Linked DNA regions of Homo sapiens: all the other regions are linked to region 5. A link is a contact called in ENCODE Hi-C or POLR2A ChIA-PET data. All regions are on one chromosome and are shown on one strand. Each heading gives the region's core, a stretch centred on a gene start or an enhancer-like site at or near the end of the contact. The rest is flanking DNA. Distances are from core to core; before and after follow the strand shown.

Region 1 (3,784 bases), core at 514-3,013, 1.5 Mb after region 5:
CTTTTCAGACGCAGAGCTCAGAAACGGCAGCTCTGATTGGCAGTCAGGGAAGCAGTCCATGGGGAGCAGGGAATAAGCTAGGTCAAGCTGGCCCTTCCGGCCAGCACTCATGCTAAAGGAAATAGAATTCCAGGGTCTGAGATGTCAAGCCAAAATATGAAAGGAGAGGTGGGGGCGCCAAGAAGCAGGGGGAGGTCAGCCATAGGTTAAGAGGCTTAACAAATCCGTCTGGGAACAACAAAGAAGCTGGGGTCCAAAGGTCTGGGATTCTTGGATTTGCTACTGCTAAGTCCTTAAGAGCTCCCTGGCACCACCAGAAAGGGTCTTCTGACAATATGTGGCTCTCATATTATGTGGCCACTTTCCTCTTCTACCCCACATGCTCTCCCTATTAACTGCCCCAAAACCAAACAACTATAGCTCCCGGAACACATTGTGCTATTTCACACCCATTGTTTCATACCTATTGTTCTCTTATCCTAGAAATATGCTTCTACTGCTTTGCCTATCCGGAGAAAGCTTCTCATCCTTTAAAAGCAAGCTACAATGTTCCCTACTCTAATCTTCACAATATAATATCATTGCACATACTAGACTGTATGGCAATTGATAAAAAATAAAGGTCGTGCACCTCATGCTTGGCATGTAGTGTGCTTGCAATATGTGCTGATAAGTGAATAGAAGCATATATCCTAATATAGGTTTAGTTCACCTTTCTCTGCCTGGGGTGCTGATACAGTAATACATTTCTCTAACTGGTTTGTTTCTAGAGCCTTAGCCATACTGTCTCACAGGAATTTTAGCAGAGGAGATTCCTGATTGATAGGTGCTGGCCTCAGCTCAGACTAACCTTGCAGACCCTCTGGGTCTCTGCAGCCCCTCAGCCAGCACTGAGGCTCAGCTCTGCAAAGCAAGGGCAATATTGGGGCGATGTCAACCACATATCCTATTGCAATCATCCAGTGAGTTGGCCTTTCAGAGGATGACCTGAAGAGAGAGAGAGGTAACTCTAGGAAGGGGATTCTGAGCCTTGGGGAAGAAGGAAGGGAAGGAACAACGGGCTCCAAGAGATTCACGATCCATCACGAGGATGGGCATTTTTTGGGGGGAGGAGAGTTCACAGCATTCATACGATTTACTAAGAGGCCCTTGACTATTAAATATTAATATTCACCATTCCAGAAATAGGCTTTCCTTGAGGCAGCTCTGCTCAGAGCACCAGCTGTTGAATCCAGATCCCAGAGGACTTGGTCATGGTCAGGACAGATCAGGGAAGGGAGCTGAGTTCCCCTACAGCTCAGCATTTACACACTCCCATACCAGCCCAAGAGAAGCCTTTCTGAAGGCAGATGTACATATTTTGAAGAATGTCCAGGATCTGTGTCTTGTACAACTGCAAATGCAGTGAGTAAGAGGGAGTTAGCCTCAGGATACCTCTACCTTGACCTTTATGTTCCTTAGAACAACAAACCTGCCAAAGAATAAAAAATAAAAAGGCAAATCTCCAGGGTCTCACTTGTGATGAAAAGTTTGGTTTGACCTCGCGGTCTCAGTCCTGAGCTCAGGAAACACTAATAAATAGACAAATCCTGAGCAATGGCTCTTTTACATTTGCTTTTTTTTTTTTTTCTGGCAGAGAAGCATGTGGTATTAGAAGGCAGCAGATAAAGGCTTTCCATACTAAAGAGGCAAGAAGCACACAAAAGAGAAAGCAAACTTAAAACTGGAGAGGCTGACACTAAACTCTGGGGAATTGAGAGTCACTTTTTACCCACATCCTGTAAAGGGCAGAAAAAACACAGGAAAAAGATTTCTACTAAAATATGTGTGTTCTGTTTTTACGTTTTTTGAATAGAAAAACATGCATCACTCAAATCCACTCAGATATCTGAATATCTGCTGGACGTTTTTTGTTCGTCTGTTTGCTTGGTTCCTACTGCTCCTTCCCTGACTTCTGAAAAGATAATTAAAAAAAAATCCTCAGAGTGAGACTTTAAGTTTTAGTTGTTAGAAGCACATGCCTTTGTACCCAAACAGATGTGGGCTCTGTCATTGACTTGGTAAGTAATGCTGGATAAGTTTCTGAATCTCTTTAAGAACCCAATTCTTCAGCAATTAAAATGGAAGTATGAATAGTACTGACTCCAAAGAATTGCTGAGAGAATTAAGTGAAATGATGCATTAAAAAAACCTTAGACTAACCTGGCATACTGTAAGCATTCAATAAACGGTAGCTAAACAATAGGAGTAACATCTCTGTCAATAAAGAAAAACAATTCTAAGGACACATTTTTGTGCACAATCATGCAAGCTATAACAGGCAGAAAGGAAGAAATAAAAAAAAAAAAAACAGAAACAGTAGACCTGTGTTCCTTAGTGGAAATTCCCTACTTTATACCTTAGAAGGGGTGTCAGACTGTCTTCCTCACCTTCACGTGAGTTTGGGTCTGGCAGAGAAGTGTCTCCCCTCCCCTATAACAACATGGGTCATCCGTCCAGGCCCATGGAAAGTGCAGAAAACCACAGCCTGTGCCATCATGCTTTCTGCCCACCTCCACTACCCAACTTAGCCAAGTGGCTGGACGGTTCTCCCATGATTATTATCCTTCAGAAGTTATTAGCACTGCATTTTTCTTTTCTCTAAAAAAATTTTTATCTCTTTTCACCATGTTAGAAAAAATCTTCCCTTAGTTTTTTTTTTTTTTTTTTTTTTAAAGCATTGCAGCCTGGGGGAATTCCTCCCCACTTTGGACAATCACTCCAGCTAAGTTTGCATGGAATGGTGTCTGCCCTAATTGGCAAGCTTCATTCCTGCTCACCTCTTATTCAGACCACATAAAATAATTTCAGCAAACGTGCTGCTCATATCATAGTTTTGCATCCACACTGATCTCTAGGGAGCCATTATTAATCCCAAGTACATTTTCTTTAAACTTGTCTCCCCAGTTCGAGTCTTACTTCTTCCAAGATTTCTATACGGCTTTTCTTACTCAACACCACATTAAACCTAAATTCTATTTCTTTCTAGTTAAACTATCTTCCCCACAGCGGAGAAAGAAAAGAAAACAAAGCTTTCTTGTTTCATTTTATCAAAGAAAGCTGACTTAGCTTATTAGTAAAATCAACAGAGATGTAGGTTAAGGACTCTAGATAACTCCCTTATCATCTACCAATTCCTTCAATATCAGGGAAGCATGGCTCAGCGCCAGGATTGGGAAAGATAGGATTCCACATGTCTGCCACTTTGGACATTCCTTATTTCTATGCTTTCAATAAGTGGCAGCCACAGTTTACATGAGCACAGAGTTCAAAGGAAATCACAACAATCAAACTTCCTTACCCGGCAGTCTCTCTGAAGTGTTTTCATAAGCGCGTTGTATGTTTCCGTATCAAAATACAACCCTTCGTGCATGTCTTGCAGGAAATCTAAGTCCTTAAATGTGGGGTTGGATTTCTCTCTCTCTTTACGGGATGCTCTTCGCTTATACGTTGAGCCTTTCAAGTCATATGTAAAGTGCATTCTCATGGAGCGTGGCAAAACGTTGTTCATCACCACAATCCTGATATTAATGCCTCCTGATTGCATACAATACAGTCCGTAAAATTTTGGCAAAAGAGTCCTTGGATTCTGGTTTAAATTCTAGAAACCAAAAAAAGAAAAATATATTTACAATCTTCTATTTTGACAAAATAATGCTCCACTAAAGATGTGTTTTCATGCTGATATAATAATTAAAAATGGGATGTGATTATCTTTATTAATGTTCATTACTAAAATTTTGCT
Region 2 (4,305 bases), core at 1,806-4,305, 1.9 Mb after region 5:
ATGACTGACAATGAGAGCATGGCATATAAAAATGTGTGTGATTTGGGTCAAAGTGACACAAATGGGTGGCACTAATTATATTTATTTGAAAACAAGATTGGAGATAAATTAAGCATACTGCAAAAAGGATGACAAAACAGTCATTAAAAGTAGACTAAAGAAATTGTTAAAGATTAAAGCAAAAACTGGTGAATCATAAAACTAATAGAATCGTTTAAAAAGGCCTGATTTACTGAAGACACTATCCCAAAATGACAAAAAATTCAAAGTAGACTAGAGGAATTATTGATGATAACTTCAGAAACTTATGAAATATAAATTTATAAACAAAATAAAATCTTTCTTTAAAAAAAGCCTGAATGATTATAAAACCAAATGCTGACTCTTAGATCAATACATGAACAAGTAGTTTTGAAAAATCTAATGAAATAGCTATGGTTAGTCTCATCAAAAAAACAAAAAGGAATAAAGACACAAATAGCAATGTTAAGAATTGGAAAGGTGACATACCTAGAAAATCAGATAAGACTTTAAAATTATAATTGAATACTGCATATAATATTATAACCATATATTATATTATAAGTGAACGTTATGTGTGTGTGTGTGTGTGAAGAGAATTTGTAGGCATGTAAGTGGAATGTTTTTTAGGAAATTGTAAATTATAAAAAATGACTTCAGGAGAAGAGATAACCTTAAAACCTTTAGGAGAATTTGAAAAACTAATTGAAGTTTACCATAAAGAAATGATGCCAAGGATATCCCCCCTTCTGCCCAGGAGTTAGAAAGCCTGAAAGAGTATTGCTCTCATCTAACAACCAGAAAATGCCTGACAACCTACAAAATCATAATATTTCTTGACTCCATCAGGGAGCTGAGGTTACAGGGCAAGTGAATAGCTTCAATCTAAGGAAAGACAGGAGCCTCCAATGGAAGCCGGGACACAAGCCCTGGCTCTCCTATGACAGGGCCCAGGTATAAGAGACACAAATGTCATACAAGATCGTAAGAATAATTCAGCTGAAGTTTTTAACTAATTGTTAGATGCCAAATGTGGGCTAATGTGGGAGTACAGAAACACTAGGAGCTGTAGACACGATGGGGGTTTGCACCCACTTCTGGGCTCTTCTCCAGTGGATCTCCACCCAGCTGCTGCAGGAAATTGTCAAGCCCCAGCTGGACTCTGTTGAGCTGCTAGAGTCGGGAGGTGGCAAACCCTCCTTCCCCCAGGGCACAGGCGAAACCCATGTGGCTGGAAAAAGTGAAAAGAAAAAGCCCTCTGTAAGGGAGGATCAGGGAACTATCCTGAGGTCAGATTGTTAGAGGAAACTAATGCTGGAGAAAGAGTAGGTTCACTGAGAAAGCCCCAGTCTCCAACACCAGGATCTTAAGGCCTGCATAAGACTAAGGTGGATCAAGACAACAGAGAAACCCCCTCCCCCTACCACCCAGCTAGCAAGCATCAGGTAATAAGCATAGTCTGCTGCTGAAAAAATAGGCAAGAGTATGAAGACCCACCCCACTCAGGTGCGAGTACTCAGTGAAGGTCTAAAATTGAGGATAGAGGAGGAACATTGAAAAAAACCCTTCAGCAAGCCATCCCTCACCCCAAGCACCAGTTAATACCAGAGGAATTTGAAGCCAGTAGTGCACTGAAGGGAACCATAATAACAACAAAACCCAAACTCAGCCCAAATCTTGACTAGATTTGCTCAACTCCCTACACCGAGAGGTGAGCAATGGCAGAGTTGTGCCCATGTTCAGGCATGGCATATCTACTGTTTATCTCAGTCTCTACTATCCTACACACAGTACCTAGCAGTCAATAAAAAATTACAAGGAAAAAAAAGTAAGAGAAAAAAAGGTCTTGGACCCAGTGGTTTTATGAGGGAGTTCTACTAAATCTTTGAGCAACACATATTTTGCTATCACTTAAGTTATTCAAGAGTATTAAAACTAGGAAGTGGAGAAAAGGGAAACAGAATATTACAGAGAATTTCATAAAGTGGGCACAGAAACTGCTTCCTATTTACAAGTCCCTGCCCATCATGCCAGGTGGTGTCAATGCAGGCAGTCAGATTCTGCCCTGGCTTGAGGCTTCTGCTCTGATCCAAAGTGGCCATGGAAGTGTGGTCTTTTCAGTTTTCCAAGGATCCCCAAAGAAATTAAATTTGTTCTGGCTTATTTGTGGATTAAATTGACCTCCCTCTAGAACAAAATTTATCTTTCTGTTTGGCCAATAGACAGGACCAAATTTCCTCACCACAACTTTATTTACAGAAACAGGCTGCTGCCCCATGAGCCATATTCTGCCAATTAGATTTTTTAAAACATTGCTGGAAAATATGATTTTTCTTGATTACTAAGTTCCACCCTCCCCACCCCCTATAACCCCCAACAAATTTTGCACTTTAGGCAACTGCCCCATAGTTCCACCTAGTCCTGGTCTCCACAGAGTCCCCTGGCCCAGAGACCCACTAGGTTCCACCCAGGGTGAGTGGGGCCTCACGTGCTGCTCTCACATCAGCTTACCTTACTGTGCCATGCACTTTGTGAGAAGCTGTTCTTTGCCAACCAAAAAAAAGCCTTCATATAAATCTTCTCCTGAGTGGGGGAAGAGGAGGGAGGGTGGACAGTTTCAAAAGCAAAGAAAACAAGAATGGAAAAGAGGAGGAAGTGGCCAGTGCTCAGTGAACCCTCAAGTGTGAAAGGCTAATCCAGAAATCACTCAGTAATCACCACCGTGAAATCAGGCAGGGCTGACATCTCTTGCTACGCCTATGCGCCCCTTCCCTGCCTCCCACAAAGCCTCACTTCCTAAACCAAAGTGACCTTCTGAAATCTGGCCAGTCTGCCTCAGCTCTTGGCCCCATGTCCCTCCTATGCAACAGCTTCTACACACCATTAGTTTCCTTCCAAAGTCCCCACTGACTTCTCATTCACAGCAATGCTCTTCCTGTTTTCGAAACAAGGGTATTGGCCCATGTGCCTGGTAAACAGAAACTAGAGTGCATAGGGCTGTGAGAAGTTCTAAGGCATTTGTGTATTGCACCGGAGACTGAAAGAAGGGTGAGGTTTTGGGGGCTCTGATGTGCAAGGTAAGGCACTCAGTGTTCAGAACAATCCTCATGGATCTGTCATGCTCAAAGGAACAGTGTTGAAAGAGTGATTATGGTTTAAGATAATTTGGCTGTCAACCAAATAACATGTTGTTGCTTACTGCTATGTCAGACACTTCTGCTGATTGGTGAATTTTTTTTTTAATTTATTTTTATTTTTTTATTTTTCGAGATGGAGTCTCTCTTAGTCGCCCAGGCTAGAGTGCAGTAGTGCGATCTTGGCTCACTGCAAGCTCCGCCTCCCGGGTTCAAGCCATTCTCCTGCCTCAGCCTGCTGAGTAGCTGGGACTACAGGTGCCCACCACCACGCCCGGCTAATGTTTTTTGTATTTTTAGTAGAGATGGGGTTTCACCATGTTAGCCAGGGTGGTCTCTATCTCCTGACCTCGTGATCTGCCCATCTCGGCCTCCCAAAGTGCTGGGATTACAGGCATGAGCCACCGCACCCGGCCTGATGGGTGAATTTTTAAGAGGAAGAATAATAAGCAAATAGACTAGTTTAAAAGCAAGGTATCATTTCCTTGGTGGATCTCTTGAGAAGGAGATGGAAACAGTGATGGGGGACTTTGGCTTGGCCTCCACTGAGTCCCAGAACTTTTCTCTCTAGAGGTGTGAACCATACCCCTCCAGCGTATCCATTTTCCCATCAGTTTCATACTGTCTGTGAACTTTGGTGAATCATCAGTCTCTCTCTTCTGCAGTGTTGCCACCTTTAAATGGCCCCTTACTCTCATAATCAGTGCTGAGTAGTGGCAAGGGGGAGAAAATGGAAAAGTTGGCATGGGAGAGAAGGCAGATCCAGAAGATAGGATACAGCTCAGGTAAAGGGCCAAAGGTCTCCTGAAATGACTCTTCAAGGCAACTTCTTAGTGTTTGACTGCCTCTTTCTTACATTCTTTTTATTTTGCCCCAGCCCTGAGAATGTGGCCTGATTTTCTCTTCTGTTATTACAACTGCTCTTCTGCTTGAGTTTCTTCTACACCTTCAAGATGGCTGAAGAACAAGACGCTTTCTCTCCATGTCTATGCTGTTTCACTGTGAGTAAAGCAAGTGTACATCTGCTTTCATTTCTTTTTTTCAAAAATGTTATTACTACTAGTGAGTGTGGGGAAAGAGGGCATACTGCAACATAAATAGGAGGGAAACTGCAAGTAATAAAAATTGTTTAAAATTACAAGTAATTGGT
Region 3 (4,080 bases), core at 78-2,577, 1.8 Mb after region 5:
GCAGTGATGCAATCTTGGCTCACTGCAACCTCCGCCTCCCGCGTTCAAGCAATTCTCCTGCCTCAGCCTCCTGAGTAGGTGGAATTATAGGCGTGCACCCCACACCTGACTATTTTTTTTTTTTTTGTATTTTTACTAGAGATGGGGTTTCACCCTGTTGACCAGGCTGGTCTTGAACTCCTGATCTCAAGTGATCCACCCGCCGTGGTCTCCCAAAATGCTGGGATTACAGACATGAGCCACCACACCCAGCCATAGCATGTTTGTATAGTTACTGCATTTCATCGCCACTAAACTTTGTGAGGTAGGCTAGGGCATACATTAACTTTTATTTTTATTATTTCTTTTCTGTAGACATGGAAATTGACCCCTAGAGAGGTAAGTTAACTTGCCAAAGGCACTGGACAAATTTGGGGTAGTGCTGGGACCAGTACTCAGGACCTTCAGCCGTAAGACCTGATTTGTTCTATGACACCATGTCCCTCCCGTCAGCATCAAGAGATGTTTGTCCAGAGCCTGGGAGGTATAGGCCTTTGAGCAAAGCTCTCTGGATAGGAAAACAGATGTGGTCTCCACCCTGGGAAGGATTTCTATTTTCTTTGGGAGATGACCCTTATTCTAATCCAATTACTTACCACACAAATAGTTCATTGGTTTTTTGGAAATATATTGCAAGCACAATCAAGTTTATACTTCTTTTCTGTGCCCCCAGGGATTTTATACATTGCCCCACACCCAGCAGGTGCTTTGTGTGTTGGTTCAATGAAGCTTACATTAGAGACTAAGAGTGGCAGTTTGATAGAAAGAGTGGAGACATTGGAACCTGGTCTGTGTTCACGTCCTGCCTCTGCACTTTCTGGTTGTGTGACCTAGGCAGGCATCTGACCCCTCAGTGCTTCAGGTACCTCAACTATGAAAGGAAGACCTTAGTAAATACCACACAGAGTGATGCAAGGACTGTGACATAATACAGCTATGGTCTTGAGTATACTACCTGGCACAGAGTAAGGAGGCAGGAAATGTTCACTATACTATTATTAGGATGTGTACCTTATCATCTTCCTAATACTTTCAGCTTGTCATTGTTGAGCCTGCAAAGTTTCCTGTATGTATTTCAGCACATGCTTCTGTAGAATCTAATTGCAGGTGGTTCTCTTTTCTTTTCATTCAGGCGAGGAGGATCATCACATTCAAAGCTATAGTTCAACCAAGTGCAACTTAGCACTGTAACTTCCTTAGCTACAGTCATGCCTATTAATAGGATCAACCTGGGACCTTCTTGGCAGGTGTCAACTCCACCCACAACCAAGTTCACCAAAAACACAAGTTAAATTTGGAACAGGAGGCTTTGAACAAGATGCCCCTGGTTGCTACATGTGGTACTCTTACCCTAAATGCAGTGGCTAGGGGAGCTGCATTTTAGTGTTACGATACTTCCGATAGGACCAGCAACTGCTAGAAACTGCTAGAATCCTATTCAAAGGATTCCTGGAGCTCCTTTAATAGAGCACATTAGTGTGGACCAAAGTCATTTCCCAAAGAGTGGGACCCCCTAAGCCCCCTGTGCCAAAGTTGGACACAAGGGCTCATAGAGTCCGTCTGCTATCTCACAAGATGCTTCTGAGCCCAGATGATTTCAGCTCAGTAACGTCCAATCTGCCTGCTTGTTTTCCCTTCTGCTTTCCCCAAAGCAGCCTCAGAAAAAAGGAAATGTTGCCTGTGTTGAAATGGGGCCTCTGTTGGAAAAAATAAAACACAGTTTCACTGCAGGTCAGCATACTCAACCCTACACTCTCCTCGTAATGGAATATAAAGCAATGAAACTCTTTCGGGTTCATTACTTGGAACTCTATCAATTTGTCTCCAATTTACTCATTCCTTTGATTCAGGTAGGAGAGAGCAATGATGGCCTTGACTTCCAGAGTCACCTCCCACCTGGGATTTCTCAGGCCCAGAAGCACACTCCTTTCCATTGCTTTAACTCTTAATTCCTCTCCCCTGCCCCACTGCATAGAAATTAGCATGAGTAGACGTGTCTATCTCTACTGTGAACTATGTACTTAGCATAAAATACCTTTAAAATAACTTGATAGCAGCTCAGCTGTCTCTGGAAATATACCCAGTTGAGCCTTTTAATTATAAGATGTTTGTTGTTCCCCCGGTATTTGAACAATTGCTTTTCTAATTTCTGAACCTACCTGTAGCTATATTTTTTGAACTCTTAGGATATGCTAGGCTCTGCACTATCTGATTTAAACCTGACAAAGTCTCCATGAAGTAGGTATGACTGTTATACCCATTTTACTGTTAAGAAAAAAAAAGGGAAATTAAGTAACCCATAATGCTAACTTTTCTGCCTCAGTGCCTCCCTGTTATAACAGGCTGTGGGCTTTTTTTTTTTTTTCTTCCTCTCTCTCTCTCTCTCTCTTTTTTTGGTTGAGACGGTGTTTCACTCTGTCGCCCAGGCTGGAGTGCAATAGAGCGATCTTGGCTCACTGCAACCTCCGCCTCCCAGGTTCAAGCAATTCTCCTGCCTCAGCCCCCCGAGTAGCTGGGATTACAGTCATGCGCCACCACGCCCAGCTAATTTTGTATTTTTAGTAGAGACGGGGTTTCACCATGTTGGTCAGGCTAGTCTCAAACTCCTGACCTCAGATAATCCACCCACCTCAGCCTCCCAAAGTGCTGGGATTACAGGCGTGAGCCACCACACCTGGTCGGGCTTTGTTCTCTTTACGGATGAAAGCACCTTGAGGGTGGGGACCAAGGCTTAAAACTCTGCCGAGTTTTCAGTTGCATCCCTATTACCAGGTGGGAGTTTCACAAATGCTACAATCAGTCCAGTTCTCAACAATAATTTATACAAAGTGCATATCTATTTAGAACTTTCTGGGTTTGAAACTTAGTATCAATCCCTGTGGAGTACACAAAGGAAGTACATCATCTATTTGGGGGGTATTAGTCCCTATGAAACAGGAAAACCAATTAAATGTTTAAACTAAAAATAAATGTTTCAGCCTCCAGAGAAAGGGGAAACCTTCACTGGGGAGGTGGTGGGATTTCAGGTGGCCCTTGAAGAACCAGGCCAATGTCAAGAAGTGGAGAGGTGGGAGAATGAGGAATAAGGTGTGGGAAAAGGCAGTCTTGGGGGAAAGAAAATGGGGAGTTGGCCTGTAACAATAGAATATGCACATTGTAATTTCTTTCACCATCAAGGATGAGAATTCTAGAAGGCTTATAGAGACTTCTCTTGATTAGAAAAAAAAATACTTCTTAGCTCACCAAACAGATTTTCCTCCAGAGCCTGGTATAGGAGGCAAAGGACCCATATAGGGCAAGTTCCAGATACAGAAGGAACTGGTCTTCGCCTCCTTCTGGTTCTGGTGTTCTCTTTGACCACCCTTTTCTATTTCCAATTATTTTTCTCTGAATTTAGTTTTTGCAAGTGGAAGATACAGAAGCTTTATGAGCAGAATAAAACAACCAGGGTTGGCAGCCTTGCTCTCAACCCTCTAGCTGTGTGTGATCTTTGAGGAGGATGATAGCAAACCTTGGTTCAGCATGTCTTGTGTGCTAGGTGATGTGTTAGATGATGTGCCAGGCATTGGGTGTGTGTTAAGTCATTGCATCTTCACAAGTAAGGTGGGTCATTACCTATTACCACTGCCCTTTTGTGACAAAACAGAGGCTTAGTGAGATTAAGTAATTTGTCTAAAGTCACACTGCTGGTCAATAGCAGAGCTGGGACCCCAGCACAGATGATGTGACCTCCAAGTCTGCTCTTAGCCCATGCATTACTACTTCCCAAGTCACTGGACTTCTTGGAGCTCCAGTTTCCTCATTTGCAAAGCATTCATAAATATTTAATGAATATTAAATAAATATAACAAAATATTCATAAATATTCATACTGTCTCCTATGGTAGAGAGTAGGGAGAAGTAATGTGATAATGTAAGTAAAACATCTAGCCTGTCCTTGGACATACTGAGTATTCAGAAGAAGCATCATTATTAGTTTTTGCCATTCAAAAACAGTGAATGCTGAAATTGGCTCTGTCTTGGTTTATGGCTTTACACTTC
Region 4 (4,023 bases), core at 1,242-3,741, 1.4 Mb after region 5:
GGTGGCCCCAGTTGCCACTGCCACCCACCCAACTCCTCAAATACCCAAGATGTGCAAGGGAACTATGGAACAGACAGGTTAAACAAATGTGATTAATTCAGTATAGAAAAAAAGAGGCCCAGCTGGTGACAGAGGTTGCTAACCATCTATCCAGAAACCCAGTGTCCACCTCCTGGGCGGCAGCGCCAAGTTGGGTGTGTTTGTCAGTCAATAGCCCTTAACAGCCACCAGGTACCATCTAAAAAACTGTACCACCTCTTGTCATTCTCCTAAATTAAAAACTCTGCTGATGGCCAGACGCGGTGGCTCACGCCTGTAATTCCAGCACTTTGGGAGGGCGAGGTGGGCGGATCACCTGAGGTTGGGAGTTCGAGACCAGCCTGACCAACATGGAGAAATCTGTCTCTACTAAAAATACAAAATTAGCCGATAATCCCAGCTACTCGGGAGGCTGAGGCAGGAGAATCACTTGAACCCAGGAGGCAGAGGTTGCAGTGAGCTGAGACTGAGCCACTGCACTCCAGCCTGGGCAACAAGAGGGAAACTCTGTCTCAAAAAAACAAAACAAAACACAACTCTGCTGACAACCCATGCTGTCCACACAGGCAGGGGTGGAAGCCCAATACGTGGCAGCTCAGATAGTGCACAGAAGCCAAGTAATAAATGTCTGCTTTCCTAGAGGAGATCTAAGGACCATCATGGCCACACTTGCCTATTTTTCCAGAGATGCTGGGAAATCCATTTTATTTTTTATTTTTATTTATTATTATTATTTTTTGAGACGGAGTCTTGCTCTGTCGCCCAGGCCGGAGTGCATTGGGCGATCTTGGCTTAATGCAACCTCTGCCTCCCGGGCTCAAGCGATTCTCCTGCCGCAGCCTCTGGAGTAGCTGGGATTACAGGCGCGCGACACCACGCCCGGCTAACTTTTCTTTATTTTCTTCTTCTTCTTCTTCTTTTTTTTTTTTTTTTGTATTTTTTAGTAGATACTGGGTTTCACCATGTTGGCCAGGTTAGTCTTGAACTCCGGACCTCAGGTGATCCACCTTCCTAGGCCTCCCAAAGTGCTGAGATTATGGGCATGAGCCACCGCGTCCTGCCAGGAAATCCATTTTCTAAGTCCTAACTTTTAAGCACTGGCAACCAATCCCAAAGTTTCTTCAAACACAATGTGGGCCAAATAACACGTGTGGGAAGTTCAAGCCTAAAGTACAAACTCCGGAGAGCAACACAAATATGGCTTGGACGTGGCCTGCCTCTTTCATCTCCCCTAATACATGCGGCGTACCAGCCACTCTGAAGGGATCCCCTTCCGCCTTCCTGGCCTTTGCCCAGACGGTTCCCTCCTCGTGAAACACCCTCTACCACTTCCTTGGCATCTTCAAGACCCTCATTAAATACCATGTCCTCCCCTTGAGGAATCTTCCTCATCCCCACAGCCATTCTTTGGGTTTCCTCCTTTCAAGCCGTGGCGTAACTGGGTCAGATATTTCTTTGTACCCCCCAAAGGAAGAAAGGGGAACTAATTTGAAGTTCTGAAGACTTTATCTATGTTATTCCCATTTAATCCTCACACCAGGTCCGCAAAATGGGCGTCACCTTTATCTTCTCCCTACAGAAAACAAAGCCACGTCTCAGAGAGGTTAGGGGAATCCCCCAAGGTCACACAGCTCTGCGGAGTGGGGCAGAATCTGGAATAAAGGTCGGGTCAGTTTCCAAAAGCCAGGGCCCCTGCTGCTCTAGCTATTCTGCAGCTCTGAAAGTTTCACCTCGTTCCAGGAAAGCATTTCGTTCAAAAAAATCCAGCCTTGAAAATATTAGGTGTGCGCGCGCCCGTGCGCGCAAACACACACACACAACACACACGCTATATACAGATACACACAGACACACACATTATGTGTATGTATATACTAGCAGATACCATCTATTAATATTACTGAAACAAGTTATCGCAGAGAAGTGACAAGCATGGAGACAGCCGCACACCCCTCGGAACCGGTCCCCTCCACCAGCCTGCCCTGCCTTCGCCCGTGCCTTGACCCGCAGTCGCACCGCAGGACAAAATGTCCCCTTTTCCTTCGGAAAGCAGAAGCCAGTGTAAATGCAACCGGGAGAACCAGAGAAGGGAGTTGCAAGGCCGCTTCCGCCGGGCCGCCCTGAGAAGGAGCGGGGTGAGCTAGTCCAGCGCGCGTACCCGGAGCGACCCCGGCGTGCGCGGCGCCTCCCTGCGCAGGCGTGCGGCGTGCGGCCCGCGGCGTGCGGCCCGCGGCTGTTCCCGGCGCGGATACTTACTGCGCGGCGGGGCGTGCAGGTCGCATCGATGTCGGTGCGCAGGCCACGGCGGCCGCAGAGTGGGGCCAACTCTGCCGGCCGCGGGACCCGGGTGAGGGTCTGGGCCTGGGCTGGGCTGGGTGACGCCAGGAGGCCGGCTACTGCGCGGCGCCCGAGAGTCCACATGCTGCTCCGGGTCTGCCGCCCGCTCCGCCCTCCAGCGCTGGGTGCTGCGGCGACCCCTGGTGGCCACTGGCCGCAGGCACTCTTCTGTGGGGGAGCAGCTAGAGGTTAGACCTCAGGAAGAACTTCCCAGCTTAGCACTATTCGTGCATTTAACAAAAATGGAGAGCCTGCTTTGTGCAAAGCACGGAGTGCAACCAGGACCCCTGACCCAAGGGAGACTGCAGCCTGGTGGCCCGCCGCTTCTAAAATTCTAAACAGGAGGAACTTGGGAGCTGCTGTCTTGCTGGGAAGTGGGTGCATGCACAAATTGAGGCTGCTTGGCCGCCGGTATGGGTTTACAGCAGTTGGGTATGTGGGGCCAGGAGACGGATGCCTTGTGTAAATCTGTACTCTGCCCACTTCCTAGCTGTGTGACCAGAGGGCAAGTTAATTAACCTCTCTGTGCCTTGTTTATAAAATGCGTTTTATAAAAGTTCCTACTTCATAGGATTGTGGTAAGGATAAAATGAGTTAAGCCCTGTAAAGTTTTTTTTGGACAGGGCATGTTCCTGTTAAGTGCACAATAAATATTGTTAATAGATTTTATTGATTGATTGATTGATTGAGACGGAGTCTCGCTCTGTCGCCCAGGCTGGAGGGCAGTGGTGCGATCTCGGCTCACTGCAAGCTCTGCCTCCCGGTTTCACGCCATTCTCCTGCCTCAGCCTCCCGAGTAACTGGGACTACAGGCGCCCGCCACCATGCCTGGCTAATTTTTTGTATTTTTTTTTTTTTTTAGTAGAGACGGGTTTCACCGTGTTAGCCAGGATGGTCTCGATCTACTGACCTCGTGATCCACCCGCCTCATTTATTTGTTTGTTTGAGACAGAGTCTCACTCTGTTGCCCAGGCTGGAGTGCAGTGGTGTGGTCCTGGCTTACTGCAACTTCTCCCTCCCGGGCTCAAGCAGTCTTCCCATTTCAGCCTTCCAAGTAGCTGGGACTACAGGTGTGCACCACCACACCCAGCTAGTTTTTGTATTTTTTGTAGAAAGGGGGTTTCGCTATGTTGCCCAGGGTGGTCTTGAACTTCTAGGCTCAAACGATCTGCCCGCCTGGGCCTCACAAAGTGCTGAGACGACAGGCGTGAGCCACCGTGCCTTGCCTATTGTTGATAGATTTTAAAAGAGAATTTTATTTCTGTTACATATTACAAAGGGATGCAAATTGTGAAAGTTTTCTTCACATTTTATATATGCTTTAGAGGATGTCAAATGTGAGCCGAGTGTGGTAGTGCATGCCTGTGATCTCAGCTACTCAGGAGGCTGAGGCGGGAGGATCACTTGAGCCTGGGAGCTCAAGGCTGCAGTGAGCTATGATTGTGCCTGTGAATAGCCACAGCATTCCAGCCCGGCCATCATAGCAAGATACTGTCTTAAAAAAAAAGAAAATGTCAGTTGTGTACACTTTCCATGGCAGAGAAGATGGGAAGGTACTAAAGTTCTTCCAAAGCCACTTTGTGAATCGTGAAGAGAGACATGTTTACATACTTAGGATGCTAAATGACAAGTGTCAAGAGGAATGTA
Region 5 (4,260 bases), core at 261-2,760:
GTAGCTGGGACTACAGGTGCGAGCCACCACGCCTGGCTAACTTTTTTTTTATTATTATTATTTTTGATGTACCACTTTAAAAACAAAGTCAAAAGAAACTACTGTAGATCTCACATTGGTAGAGTCAATTTGAGACCCTTGCCTCGGAGACCAGAACCTGGTGTAACTTTCTCTTAACAAAGGTTAATAGCCAGTGGGGGGTCAGGGTTGGAACTCACCGAATCTGCATCACATAGAATCAGGTACCTCTCACATTCACGAAAGTGAATTATTTTTAATGAATTGTGCTGACAGTATGCCTCTTGCAAAAAGAACTAGCCCTAGATTCTTTTCTAGCTATCAAGATGGAAAACAACCACATCGTTAATTCAGACGGAGGGGTAAACCAAGTTAATCAGACTCCAAGACCCATACTAATTGTTGACCAAGTAATGCCACAGTATTCCATGGCTAAGGATTTCCAGCTTGTTCCAGTCCCTAAAAATCTGTTCTGCACAGTTAATATTTCACAAAACCAAAAGGGCTTAGTTGCAAGCACAAAGAGCTAGAAATCAGGAGACTTGTGGTTTCTATTGAGTTCTATCATTATCTGTCTAATAAGATAAATAAGTCACTTCTCTGTAACTCAGTTTCCACATTTGTGAAGTGAGGGAAGAGAAACATGTCCTAAAAACCATGCAGGGGCTCTGGAAAGAAAAAGAGCTAAGAATGGTGGGTTTTTTATAAAAGTTACACAAATGAATGGTTTTTGTCTCCGTTTTTCTGAAAGTGGGTTAAAAATAGCCTCCAAATAAAGCTAAAAGAATTTATTTAGACTAAATTGCACCAGAGAAGTAGAGGAATTAAGAGATATGACAAGCAAAGATGGGATGTTTCAATGGAAGAATCTCAGGCAGTAAAAAGGCTATGCTGTAAAACCAGAACTTTTGTTAGCACTGCATTTTTAAGATGAATTGGTCATAGTTAATGTATTGGATGGAAGAATTTTTAAACATCTGCCCCAAAGTATGCTGCATCCAAAAAATATATAACAAAACGAATTCTTACTCATTTGTGTTTATTCTTGGACTTATCCTGACATAATGGGGTTTTTTTAATTATAGATTCACACTGCATTTATTCATCACCCCTGTCCTCTCATCCATAACTCAAATTTACTACCAGCAACACAAAATACAAAGATGTGTCCAGTTTCACTACAGCTCTTCGCGTTTACAAGTGTCGAGCGCTTGCTTTCGGAACGCCCTTGTGATTGGCCGAGCCAATGCCAGTGACATCAACCAACTTACTTTTGATTGGAAGGCTGGTTGCTGGGACTGTAGCGTTTGCAGGAAGTCACTTAACTGTTTGGGAGCTGGAAAACCGAAGCTGAAGTTCTCTTTTGCCATAGGAACGAGCGCAACTGACTAGGAAAGATGTGTCCCAAAGCTCCGCAAGCTGGAACGTGAGCCAGGAGGCCCGGACCGGCCACGGGACCGCGAGGCACTCCGAAAGTGTGCGGCTGCCCCTTCCCTGCCTCCCAGCTGTTACCCTTTTAAATGTCAGTGTTCGAGGCTGTAGGGGTAGCACGAGGCAGCGAAACGGAACAGTCGGATTGGCCGCACGCCTCAGTTCTAGACGCACCTCTCCACCGAAGGCCGTTCTGACTGGCAGGGGGAGAAAGTAAACAGAGTTGAATCACCCTCCCCACTGGCCAATTGGAGGGGGTTTGGTTTGTGACGTGATGGGATTCTGCGAAATTGTTACTGAGCAAGAGAATGCCGGAACGGTGCGGACCGGCCGGAGCAGGGGTTCAGAAGCCGTCAGTGGACTCGGGAAAAAGTGTCTCTTAGACCTGGCGCTCGGCGGGACCCTCGCCACCCGCGTCGGGGTGATCGGGTGAATGTCCTGGGGCTTTGGCTCGACGGCGAGGCGGCCGAGGGCGTGCACCTCTCTTGCAGTTTCCTCTCCCAGCGCCTCGGGGGCGTTTTCAGTCGAATAAACTTGCGACCGCCACGTGTGGCATCTTTCCAAGGGAGCCGGCTCAGAGGGGCCGGCGCGCCCGTCGGGGGATCGCGGCCGGCGCGGGGCAGGGGCGGCGGCTAGAGGCGGCGGCGCGGCGGAGCCCGGGGCCGTGGATGCTGCGTGCGGAGGCGCTGCCGGTTACGTAAAGATGAGGGGCTGAGGTCGCCTCGGCGCTCCTGCGAGTCGGAAGCGCCCCGCGCCCCCGCCCCCTTGGCCGCCGCGCCGTGCCGCGCCGCGCCGCGCTCGTCGTCCGAGGCCAGGGCAGGGCGAGCCGAACCTCCGCAGCCACCGCCAAGTTTGTCCGCGCCGCCTGGGCTGCCGTCGCCCGCACCATGTCCGCGGCCGCCTACATGGACTTCGTGGCTGCCCAGTGTCTGGTTTCCATTTCGAACCGCGCTGCGGTGCCGGAGCATGGGGTCGCTCCGGACGCCGAGCGGCTGCGACTACCTGAGCGCGAGGTGACCAAGGAGCACGGTGACCCGGGGGACACCTGGAAGGATTACTGCACACTGGTCACCATCGCCAAGAGCTTGTTGGACCTGAACAAGTACCGACCCATCCAGACCCCCTCCGTGTGCAGCGACAGTCTGGAAAGTCCAGATGAGGATATGGGATCCGACAGCGACGTGACCACCGAATCTGGGTCGAGTCCTTCCCACAGCCCGGAGGAGAGACAGGATCCTGGCAGCGCGCCCAGCCCGCTCTCCCTCCTCCATCCTGGAGTGGCTGCGAAGGGGAAACACGCCTCCGAAAAGAGGCACAAGTGCCCCTACAGTGGCTGTGGGAAAGTCTATGGAAAATCCTCCCATCTCAAAGCCCATTACAGAGTGCATACAGGTTAGCGGCGTCGCCCTCTCCCCCGGAGCTCTGGGGTTAGTTAACCTTTGGCCAGGCAGCGTTCCTGGGCGTTCGGGACACTGCACTCGGCCGAAAGGGTGCAAACATGTTGGATAAGATGCGGTTTAACTCTTTAAATAATTTAAATGTGCATTGGCGGAAAGCTCACTCTCTCCTTAATTGTCCCCGGCCTCCGGGAGCCACGGAGAGCCTTAAACTGGCGGGCAGAGCGAGTGCGGTGCGTGGCTTCGCGGGGAGTGGTGTCCGCCCCTCCCCTGTCCCGCCCCGCCCCCGGGACTCTCCCGCACCCCGCGACGGTGGGGCCACCCCACCTGGGAGACGCTGGCAGCGGGGAAGTCAGATGGCGTATCTTTTATTTAATTCTCTTGTCGGGTTGCAGAGAAGTGGTTGAAACCGAGGGGGGACGCGGCGCACTTTACTTCGAGCCTTTTAGGGATGACTAAGGACTCATTTAACTGGATGCCTGCTACTTTTTTGGGCTTGCCAAGGTGGTTTTAAATTTGGCTGGGAGTCCCCCGAGAGGTTTAAAATAACCCGGCTTCAGGCAGCATAGGAGTCTGATCAAGTAATGGTGGTTAACTTCACTCATGAGTCCTCCTGATGAGCCAGGTTTCAGAGCTGACTTTTTTTTTTTTTTTTTTTTTTTTTTTTGGCCATGTGACTTAGGTCGCACCCTCCACCCCTGAATCGCGGTTTGCAGGGAGGTGTGGTCCTTGCCGGAGGTCAAGGCTTGGTAATGAATGTTGGGCGGTTCTGGAGGCCTCAGGGAATAGTTCCTCCCAGGGAGGGTGAGAGGCATGGCCGTACAAATGAATGTGGCCAGAAAGACATCTATCTGCCTTTTAAAATGGGCTTTGGAGACTTCCAGGGACCTGGGTCATCCAATTCTGTTGGTTGTGTTTAACATGAACGGTAAAAGTTGGAAAGCATTCACATTTGGACATGCTGTCTTGACCATCTTCGGAATGGTTCTTTTACAAGCGCCATTCAGAGGTAGCGGGGCTTGGTCCTCTCAGATAAGCCTTTTGCCTCTGTCTTGTGACACCGTGTTTGAGAGGGTATTGTTGGAGTTAGTTGGAAAAGTGTTGTCATTTTTTGGTGTAATACCTCGATACTTTTAAGATGAGGTCTTGGGCCTGTGGTTTAAAAATGATACATGGAAAAAAATGATACTTGATTGGGGTTTTTTGTTTTGTTTTGCTTTCCTTTTTAAAAGAAAGGCCACGTAACTGCTTCTCATTCCATTTCCTTTGGAAACTTGTTCTTGTGGAGGTGGCTGCTGGCACCGGAATCAGACTGAATTTCCTCCATGGTTAATGCAAAATCAGGTTCTGTTTGGGGTCATCATTTAGGTTGCCATAAAACAGCACATTTTAAGGCTTGTATCTGTAAGGTTGC

The links. Hi-C counts contacts between places; a loop is a spot of excess contacts on that map. ChIA-PET counts read pairs that join two places held with the same protein, here RNA polymerase II (POLR2A). Pooled maps may share reads with other maps.
Region 1: a loop to region 5 is called in a pooled map, with 10 times the contacts of the local background. The contact joins the enhancer-like site here to the promoter of KLF9-DT in region 5. A Hi-C loop is called at or near these places in 4 of 50 pooled maps.
Region 2: a map with no recorded cell type shows a loop between it and region 5 (10-fold over the local background). The contact joins the promoter of LINC01506 here to the promoter of KLF9-DT in region 5. A Hi-C loop is called at or near these places in 2 of 37 single-sample maps with no recorded cell type and 4 of 50 pooled maps.
Region 3: a loop to region 5 is called in a map of B cell, with 14 times the contacts of the local background. The contact joins the enhancer-like site here to the promoter of KLF9-DT in region 5. A Hi-C loop is called at or near these places in 1 of 168 maps with a recorded cell type or tissue (B cell), 4 of 37 single-sample maps with no recorded cell type and 7 of 50 pooled maps.
Region 4: a loop to region 5 is called in a map of CD4-positive, alpha-beta memory T cell, with 6 times the contacts of the local background. The contact joins the promoter of FXN here to the promoter of KLF9-DT in region 5. A Hi-C loop is called at or near these places in 1 of 168 maps with a recorded cell type or tissue (CD4-positive, alpha-beta memory T cell) and 7 of 50 pooled maps. POLR2A ChIA-PET finds 5 or more read pairs at or near these places in 2 of 52 experiments (naive thymus-derived CD4-positive, alpha-beta T cell and naive thymus-derived CD8-positive, alpha-beta T cell).

The regions. Positions count from the first base shown.
Region 1 is chr9:68,894,195-68,897,978 of GRCh38, reverse strand. PIP5K1B (phosphatidylinositol-4-phosphate 5-kinase type 1 beta) reads right to left here. Exons shown (of 16, transcript NM_003558.4): 8 at 3,341-3,640. Among named protein-coding and RNA genes, the nearest start is that of PABIR1, 120 kb to the right of the region's middle. RefSeq lists an enhancer at 1,681-1,830. Within about 2 kb of position 1,763, at least 4 of the 41 ENCODE cell types and tissues checked have a DNase peak (open chromatin) inside an H3K27ac peak, as active enhancers do.
Region 2 is chr9:68,545,352-68,549,656 of GRCh38, reverse strand. It overlaps LINC01506 (long intergenic non-protein coding RNA 1506), which reads left to right and starts at 3,055. Exons shown (of 4, transcript NR_109769.1): 1 at 3,055-3,098; 2 at 3,821-3,940; 3 at 4,033-4,156. The region is part of intron 2 of TMEM252-DT (TMEM252 divergent transcript); the gene reads right to left.
Region 3 is chr9:68,637,783-68,641,862 of GRCh38, reverse strand. The region is part of intron 4 of TMEM252-DT (TMEM252 divergent transcript); the gene reads right to left. Among named protein-coding and RNA genes, the nearest start is that of PIP5K1B, 65 kb to the left of the region's middle. RefSeq lists a silencer at 2,588-2,677. Within about 2 kb of position 1,327, at least 3 of the 41 ENCODE cell types and tissues checked have a DNase peak (open chromatin) inside an H3K27ac peak, as active enhancers do; they include B cell, where a contact is called at or near this core.
Region 4 is chr9:69,034,220-69,038,242 of GRCh38, reverse strand. It overlaps FXN (frataxin), which reads right to left and starts at 2,491. Exons shown (of 5, transcript NM_000144.5): 1 at 2,296-2,491. The coding sequence starts at 2,460. RefSeq lists silencers at 1,256-1,550, 2,133-2,602 and an enhancer at 1,923-1,972.
Region 5 is chr9:70,411,440-70,415,699 of GRCh38, reverse strand. KLF9-DT (KLF9 divergent transcript) reads right to left here and starts at 1,510. Exons shown (of 4, transcript XR_001746710.3): 1 at 1,290-1,510. It overlaps KLF9 (KLF transcription factor 9), which reads left to right and starts at 1,043. Exons shown (of 2, transcript NM_001206.4): 1 at 1,043-2,841. The coding sequence starts at 2,337. It overlaps LOC124900273 (a long non-coding RNA gene), which reads left to right and starts at 2,894. Exons shown (of 2, transcript XR_007061576.1): 1 at 2,894-3,350. RefSeq lists enhancers at 1,331-1,460, 1,801-1,880, 1,709-2,562, 2,901-3,010, a promoter at 1,192-1,994 and silencers at 2,171-2,350, 3,086-3,278.